2 separate regions of the Homo sapiens genome follow, and region 2 is linked to region 1. Evidence: chromatin contacts called from ENCODE Hi-C or POLR2A ChIA-PET data. All regions are on one chromosome and are shown on one strand. The core of a region is the stretch at or near the end of the contact, and the rest is flanking DNA. Distances in the headings are between cores, read along the strand shown. Region 1 overlaps DYNC1H1 (dynein cytoplasmic 1 heavy chain 1). Region 2 overlaps PPP2R5C (protein phosphatase 2 regulatory subunit B'gamma).

What was found. Hi-C counts contacts between places; a loop is a spot of excess contacts on that map. ChIA-PET counts read pairs that join two places held with the same protein, here RNA polymerase II (POLR2A). Pooled maps may share reads with other maps.
Region 2: a loop to region 1 is called in a pooled map, with 2.5 times the contacts of the local background. The contact joins two enhancer-like sites. A Hi-C loop is called at or near these places in 1 of 50 pooled maps. POLR2A ChIA-PET finds 5 or more read pairs at or near these places in 5 of 52 experiments (BJ, HEK293, WTC11 and 1 more).

The regions. Positions count from the first base shown.
Region 1 is chr14:101,991,586-101,994,085 of GRCh38, reverse strand. It overlaps DYNC1H1 (dynein cytoplasmic 1 heavy chain 1), which reads right to left. Exons shown (of 78, transcript NM_001376.5): 11 at 2,413-2,500. Among named protein-coding and RNA genes, the nearest start is that of DYNC1H1, 28 kb to the right of the region's middle. RefSeq lists enhancers at 963-1,102, 2,471-2,500. Within about 2 kb of position 1,250, at least 2 of the 41 ENCODE cell types and tissues checked have a DNase peak (open chromatin) inside an H3K27ac peak, as active enhancers do.
Region 2 is chr14:101,788,692-101,794,614 of GRCh38, reverse strand. All of the region lies in intron 3 of PPP2R5C (protein phosphatase 2 regulatory subunit B'gamma), which reads right to left. Among named protein-coding and RNA genes, the nearest start is that of PPP2R5C, 30 kb to the right of the region's middle. RefSeq lists an enhancer at 4,017-4,086. Within about 2 kb of position 2,588, at least 6 of the 41 ENCODE cell types and tissues checked have a DNase peak (open chromatin) inside an H3K27ac peak, as active enhancers do.

The DNA.
Region 1 (2,500 bases), core at 1-2,500:
CATGACCAAAATGGCATTTAAGGGATAACATCCACTTACCCTGGCCACAAGTAACCAGAAAGCCTACTTATATTTAACTCATCAAACCAATACAAGAACATTAATGACAACAGAGAAATTTGGCAATGCAAAAACAGCTGAAAAGTGCACGAAGCCATTTGCTCATTTTAACTATCTGAGTGCCTGTTATGTGCCAGGCACTGTTCTAGGTACAACAAGCAGATAAAAATCCCTGCTCACAGGGACTTACACTCTATGGGAGGAGAGACGCGATTAGGGAATAAGCAAAACACACAGAATGTCAGGTGGTGAGAGAGAACTACGGAGCAAGAGTGAGAAGGAGAGGGAGTGTGGGCACAGCATGGGGAAGGCTGCATTTTCAGTAATGACGTCAGGAAAGGCCTTGCTGAGAAGGGGAGAATTGCGAGAAACCAGGAGGAGAGGGGTAAGTTGTGATTATTTGCCATCAAGGATTCTGAGTTGAGATCAACAAATGTGAAGGCGCAGGGGCAAGAGTCTACCGGCATGTTTGAGGACCAGCAAGACTCCAGTGTGATGGGGCAGAGCCAGTGAAGGGAGAAGCAGCAGGAGCTGAAGTCAGAGAAATAATAAGCAACACATTACACGGGCCCAGCAAGCCACTGGGGCTTTGACTTTCATGATGAGTGAGATAGGAAGTCATTCAAGGGCTCCGAAAAGAGTGTCAGGATTGACTTAGAATCTAAAACTTGCTTTGGCTGCTGTGTTGAAAACAGATTTTAGGGAGGCAAAGGCAGAGAGAACAGATAGGAGGGAATATTAATAATCCAAGTGAGAGGTGATGGTACCTTGTACGGAGTGGTGCCAGTGAAACAGCTCAGCATTCATTTTCAAGAGACACACAATGGGAATCAAGGACAATACCATGATTTTTGGCCTGAATGAGCTGAAGGATGAGAAGTGAAAGACTGAGGGAAGATCAAACTTGGGGAGGCAGGGCTCAAGAGGTGCTCAGTGTGACGCGACTCCGAGATAGCCAAGTGGAGATGCCATGCTAGTAGCTGCCCAGACAAGCCTGGAGTAGGGAGAAAGGTCAGCTGGAGATACGAACACAGAGCTGTCAGCCTGCAGGTGGCATTTAAAGTCAACAAGACTAGATGAGACCACAATGAGAGTGCACAGGAGTGGAGAGGGAACAGAACATTTAGAGGGAGTTTAAGGGGAAGGCAAAAGAGGAACCGAGAAAGGAGACCAGCCACTGAGGTGGGAGGAGAACCAGGAGGCACGGTGTTCTGAAGAGTCCAGAGCATCACGCAGGAGGGAGCCTCCATCAAGTCTTGCAGTTAAGAGGTGAGACAAGGACAGAGAAGCCCCCTAGTCAGCAGGGTGGGGCTATGGGCGATCACACAGAGCAGTGCTGGAGGAGGCTGGATGAGTGCCTGAGAAGGGAGCTTCCTTATGAAGATTGCAGGGGACATGGGGTCCCGTTTAGGTGCTGAAAGAAGACCCAGAAGAGAGGGCAGAACAGCTAAACGAGAGTGAGGGGATGGGCTCTAGGGAAAAAGGAGACTGCTGGCTTTAGTTTGTTAAATTTGGAGATAAGCAAGAGAACAATGCAAATAGAAACACGGCTGGTTAAAAACAGGAGTAACATGATGAGAATGATGCTAAGGATTGTACGTAGACTCCTTGAAGGGCAGAAGCCAATATCCATAGCTTGGTTCTGATTAGCTGGACAGTGCCCAGCATTAGGTGAAACATCACCACGATTTTAGCCATAGGCAATTAACTACCTCAAAAAAAATCCTTAAAGATCTGAGTTTATATTCAAAGTTAAGAAAACGGTTAATGTCTTATCACTAAATTCTGGAAGAGTCTGCAATAGCAGAAGTTGTGCCATCTTTTTTTATGAAGCCACTGGTTCTGTTCAGAAGTGACACTGGGGACTAAATGGTCTTTTGAGATTTCCTTTTGTTCTAAAAATATACTAAGAGTATATTATATCTGAGATTTGCTTCAAGATAATCTGGTGGGGGTGGAGAGGTAGGAAAGAAAATATAAATAACATTGTCCACATATTGATAAAGCTGTGTGGTGGGGGGCTCTTGATTCCCTCAACTTTTGTGTATGTTTTAAAATTCCCCTAATAAAAAGTGGGGGGTGGGGAGGAGAGGGAGAAGCAGGAATTGAGATTCCCAAAGATGCTCATGGACAGGAGTTCGAAGAAACTACTGAGACCAAGCTACAAATGCCAAGTAACTAGTTGGAAAAAAAGGTCAGGGCACAAAAAGCCTCCCTAACTTTCCCCTGGGATGTCTGGAGTTTGTAAACAACATCAAGAGCTTATCTAAAGAAGCACCATGAAGAAGTGGTATCACAGAGCCCATGAGAGTCCTGGTCAGAGGCGTGTGCCTCGAGTCACCAAAGGCTTACCTGGTACCTCTGACTCTGGATCCTGGGGAGAGACAGTACAACCATCTTCCAGGCAAACATTTCCTGATACAGCTTGTATCTGCACTCT
Region 2 (5,923 bases), core at 1,339-3,838, 200 kb after region 1:
GGAGGCACACATCACAAGATGCCAGCCCTCCCTCAGATATTTGCAAAATGTAACAGGATCCCAATAAAAATGCCAACAGTAGCCAGGCATGGTGGTGCGTGCCTGTAATCCCAGCTACTTGGGAGGCTGAGGCAGGAGAATCATTTAAGCCCAGGAGTTCAAGACCAGCTTGGGCAACATCGCATGGAACTGTCTCTAAAATAAATAAATAAATAAAGTCAACAGCTGTTTCTTTCTGCAATGACTATGGGTCAATTCAAAGTTCCAACTGTTTGCAGTAATATCAATATTGTTTTTGGGAACTGTTTAAGAGAATATACCCATAATTACATTAGTGATGCTAGAAATCAACATTTTCAGTGTAAGACAGAGATAAAACTATGAAAGCCAAGAAATAAGTGAAAGTGATAGGAACAGGAAGCAGGGAAGTTCTGGGCAGAAGAGGGCACGTCCCTTGTGAGGGCCCTAGCCTCAAGCCGAAAAGCCTGGAACCTTGGTCCAAAGTGAGAACATGCATTCCTGTTTCCCCACTCGAATGTTGCCTTTTCCAAAACCACCCATGGCTTGCCCCGTGCCTCCATCCTGTGCCCATAAAAACCCCAGGCTCAGCTGGTAGAGAGAAGAGAAGCAACTGGACATAGGAGACTAGAGTTGGATGTTGGAAAGAAGTGGCTTGACTTCAGAGGGACAACTTGATGGCGTAACTTCAGAGAAGAATCTGGCTGGAGACAGCCAGACTTCAGGGGAAGATTACCTTCCCACTCTGTCTCCTTTTTAGCTTCCCTTCCCACTGAGAGCCACTTTCATTGGCAATAAAATCCCCTGCATTTACCATCTTCAATTCCTTCATGCAACCTCATTCCTCCTGGATGCTGGACAACAACTTGGGTGCCATGAGTATGGGTGTAAAAGGTTGTCCCACTGACCCTCCACTGAGCTGTTAACACTTAAGTCATCCATGGATGGCAGAGCTAAAAGAGTACTGCAACACTTTCTCTGGGGCTTCAGGGATCACAGGGACCCCTGAAGACGCTGCCATGGGGCTGGTATGGGGTTTGCTCCTGCTGGTGCCCAAAAGTGCTCCTGCACCAGCTCACCTGCACTTCCCCTCCCACGAGGGGTGGAGCAGCGAGTAAGTGGAGATCGCCCTTGCTGGCGCTGAAGGGGCCAGCTAGTTCCCACACCCACGCAGTCCAGTTCCTGCCCGTGAAGTGGTCAGGGAAATATCCTGCTTCAAAAACACTATAATGTTAAAATTAAATTTAAAATATCAATATGAATGTACGATTCAGAAAATTTATATCCTCGCTCCCTCCATTGAAAGCATTTAAAAGTAATGTCAGACCAGTAGCAATAAACATCCCTCTGACCCAGATTTTGGTTGCTAATATATTTACTACTGAAAGGAACCAGGGCTCTTTGAAAAATAGCTGATTTGGCCAGGTGTGGTGGCTCATGCCTGTAATCTCAGCACTTTGGGAGGCCGAGGTGGGTGGATCACTTGAGGTCAGGAGTTTGAGACCAGCCTGGCCAACATAGTGAAACCCCATATTTACAAAAAATATAAAAATTAGCTGGGCATGGTGGCACACGCCTGTAATCCTAGCTACTTGGGAGGCTGAGGCAGGAGAATCATTTGAATGTGGGAGGCGGAGGCTGCAGGGAGCCAAGATTGCACCACTGCACTCCAGCATGGATGAGACCATGAGACTGTCTCAAAAAAAAAAAAAAGAAAAGAAAAATGGCTGATTTGAAGTCTGGGGAAGAGAAGGTATTAAATGAGCCCAAGGGATGTCTCACTGTGTCAGAAATCAAGGAATCAAAAATAAATGAGGCTATGTAAAAAAACAAAAACAAACAAAAAAACACACGAGCTACCCTAAAGGGCACTTAATGATTGCAATTATGCCATCTGAACACCAGAAAGACTAATGCTTTTGGTACATGAAAACACACTGAAATCAACAATATATTAGTCCACAATGATATTAAAACAAAGAGAAAGCTAGAAAAAAGCTTCAGCTGTCACCATTAGAGGGAACTGGTAATAAAAGACAAAGAATTAAGCTTATCCTTCTTTTTCAGTAGGAGCTCCATTTCAAGATAACCAAGTATCTCTGGTTGGTAAGAAAAATCACTGCTTTCAGAAGAACGTTAGAGTAAATGTTGAATTCGCTAGTGAAACTGAAACTACTGACTCAGGCAAGGATTATCAACTGTTGTTCAAGACATTAGCACATGGTTGACAGGGAATACACATTGGTAGGATGCCAAAATATACACTGCAGACTATTACTAGTACTTTTTGAATTGTAAAGGGAAATATGTAATTGTTCAATAGAGATATCAATCTGTCATCAACTGAATTCACTAGTAAAACTGAAAATTTAGCATCACTTCTGATGATAGGCAACCAGAGGCTATGCATCTCTCACAATAATGTCACTATCTCCTAAGTTATAAAGCGTTGCCTCTGATGTATTTCAGCCAAAAAAGGTTTCCATTTACAGGAACCGCAGTGGGGTAAGTGGGATATATTGCAGAACAACTGGGTCGGTTGATTTAACAAACCAGTGTTGTGGTTTAAGGCACTCCCAGATTGGCAGTGCCTCCAGGTGTCTGGCAGAGCAAAAACAAATCCCTATTGAAGAAGACACTTTGATTCTAGGTTTCAATTTATTTCACATATCTGAATACAATGACCAATATACAATAAAAAAAATCAGGTACACAAGGAAATAAGACATCATGAACAAAATGTGTCAAACACCTCAGATACTAGTGTGACCTGACGCAGGCTATAAAACAGCTGCGTTTACTATACTTATTTAGTATACTATACTAAACTTGTATACCATACAAGTTTTGATGGTATGTTCAAGAGAATAGGAAAATATTTTAAAATGGCACTGCAGACTGAAAAAAGAACCAAACAGAACTTTCATAAATGAAAAAAAAAACCCTGAAATTAAAAGCTCAAAAGAAGGGTTTGACACATATAGACAAATCTGAAGATTTACAACGAATAACAAAAATTGAGAATAAGCGTTTCAAAACTTTCGTATCAACTTAACAGGGTAATCTTATGTCTACTGACTATAATAATAAAAACACTATTTTATACACAGTGTATTTTGTACTTCACTTCTGTAATAATTTATTTTTACTGTATTTTATTTTCTGTTAAAATAAAGGACTCATATCTGGGAAAACATACTGTTACAATTCAACAAGAAGAAGACAACCAACTTAAAAAAAGACATCTCATCAAAGAAGAGAGACAAATGGCTAACAGGCATATGAAAAGATGCTTAAAATTTCCAGTCATTGGGGAAAGGCCAATGGAAACCACAGTGAGACACCATTACACACCCACAAGAATTAAGCTATAATCGAAAAGACAATAATAGATATTGGCAAGAATGTGGCCACATCAGAGCCCTCATACATTGTTGGTGGAAATGTAAAACAGTACAACCACTTTGGAAAACAGTTTGGCAGTTTCTTTTTCTTTTCTTTTCTTTTTTCTTTTTTTGAGACGGAGTCTTGCTCTGTTGCCCAGGCTGGAGTGCAGTGGTGTGATCTCGGCTCACTGCAACCTCCACTTCCCAGGTTCAAGCAATTCTCCTGCCTCAGCCTCCCGAGTAGCTGGGGCTACAAGCGAGTGCCACCATGCTCAGCTGATTTTTTGTATTTTTAGTAAAGATGGAGTTTCACCGTGTTAGCCAGGATGGCCTTGATCTCCTGACCTCATGATCCGCCCGCCTCGGCCTCCCGAAGTGCTGGGATTACAGGCGTGAGCCACGGTGCCCAGCCAACAGTTTCTTAACAAGCTAAACATAAATTTACCACACAAGCCAGGAATTCCACTCCTAGGTATCTACTCAAGAGAAATGAAATATCTGCTCGCACAGACTTCTATGCAAATGTTCACAGCAGCACTGTTACTCATACCAGCTAAGAAACAGCCCAAATGTCCATTAACTGGTGAACGGATAAACAAAATGTGGTGTATCCATCTGACTGAATATGATGCGGCATTAAAAAGAAACAACACAGATGAACCTCAAAAACCTTACAGCAGGTGTAAAAGACTACCTATGGTATGACTTCGCTTATATGAAGTGTCCGGAAGAAAGTAAGTCTAGAGACAGAAAGCAGATCAGTGGGTGCCTGCAGCTGGGGCCCGGAGGGGAACTTAATGGTGAATGGCACGAGGTAACTTTTGGAGGCAGATGGAAACATTCTAAAACAGAATTGTGGTGACGGTTGCACAACTCTATGTATTTGCTAAAATAACTAAATTTTCCAGTTACAATGGGTGAGTTTTAGGATATGTAAATTATGCCTCAACTCTAAAAAAGAAAAACCTATGACTTGAAAAGTTAGGAAAAAATAAAATCTAGGGATAGGGCTGAAGGTTACACTCAGAATGAATACGTGGCTTTAAATTCTTTTATTATTAAAAAGCAAACTAAAAATAAGTCAACTCTCTATTCAACTTAATAAATGAAGAAAAGGTTAAAATAAAAGACATAGGATAATTAAAGATAAAAGTACAGATGAATAATACTGAACACAAACAGAACAGTCAAAAGAATAAATGAACTTATAAGGAGACATAACCGCCACTGATAAGGAAGAGATTAAAAGGTGCATTAAACAATGACCATGTACTAGTTAACAGACCCCCCTTTCTAAATGGACGCACTGTGCTAAGAAGCTACAGACGTTTCATAGAGAAAAGCAACAGGCCCACTGAGTTCCAAGTCAAACTTTCAACCCTATTTCATGGACACATTCCACATTTTATTGTTTCTGAAATCCGGGTCCATCTCATTATCCCTGTCATAAGGTGGCAGTGTGAGGGAGCTGCGGGAAAAGCTGCTCCAGGCCACCCCAGGAACCTTCACAAAGTGCTGGTGACAACAAATCTTAGACAGGACAAAATACAGGTTTATGAAAAAGAACAAAACTACAGACCAGCTCCATGTAGTAAATACGGAAGCAAATATTCTAAAGAAAATTAGTTCCAAACACTATGAAAATACACTGTGACAAAACTGACAAAATGCAAAGATATTTCAAAACCAGAAAAATCTGTCAACACAGCAATTATAATAGTAACATCTTAAAGAGGAAAATCATATGGCATTTGACCAAATTCAGCAGCAGTACCCACCCAGCATGCACTGGCATGGCGCCAACCAGCCTGCATGGGTCCGGGAAGAGTCCTGTGAGCTTGGACTCCGGAGCACCAGCGGCCTTGCAAAGGCTGCTTACCAGAAACCAAGAGCCACTTTCCCATCAACTTAGGAAACGCTGAAGCCATTTACTGAAATGGGAGAAAACAGGAATGCCTGCTATCACCTCTGTTCCAGGTTTTATTGGTCCTTCTTAGTGGCAGAATAAAATTAAAATAACTAGTCTATGTTGGCATAAATAGTGGAAGAGAGATAAAAGAATCTATTGCAAACAACAGGACTATATATGCAGACTGTAGTGGAAAAATTAATTAAGACTAATACGAAAATGTGGTAAGGTGACGGCAAAAGAAAATATTTAAAAACCAATAGCTCTGCATGAGATTAACAAAAACCAATTAGAAGTGGAAATGGGAAAAAATATAACCCAGTCACAAGTGTGACAAAAGCTATAGAGTATTTAGAAATAAATTTACTGGAAAGTTAGAGATTTACAAGAAAACCATAAAATTTTATAAGTCAGAAAACAAGACCCAGAAAAATGGGGGATATATACCATCTTCCTAGATGGAAAAAAGGTATCAATTTTCACCAAATTAATATATAACTTTAATTCCAATCAATTATTATTTTTCTGAACTAGGTGAAATTATTTTAGTATATATACAGAGGCATTAATGTTTTAGAACAGCCAAGAGAGAATTATCAAACAAGACCAG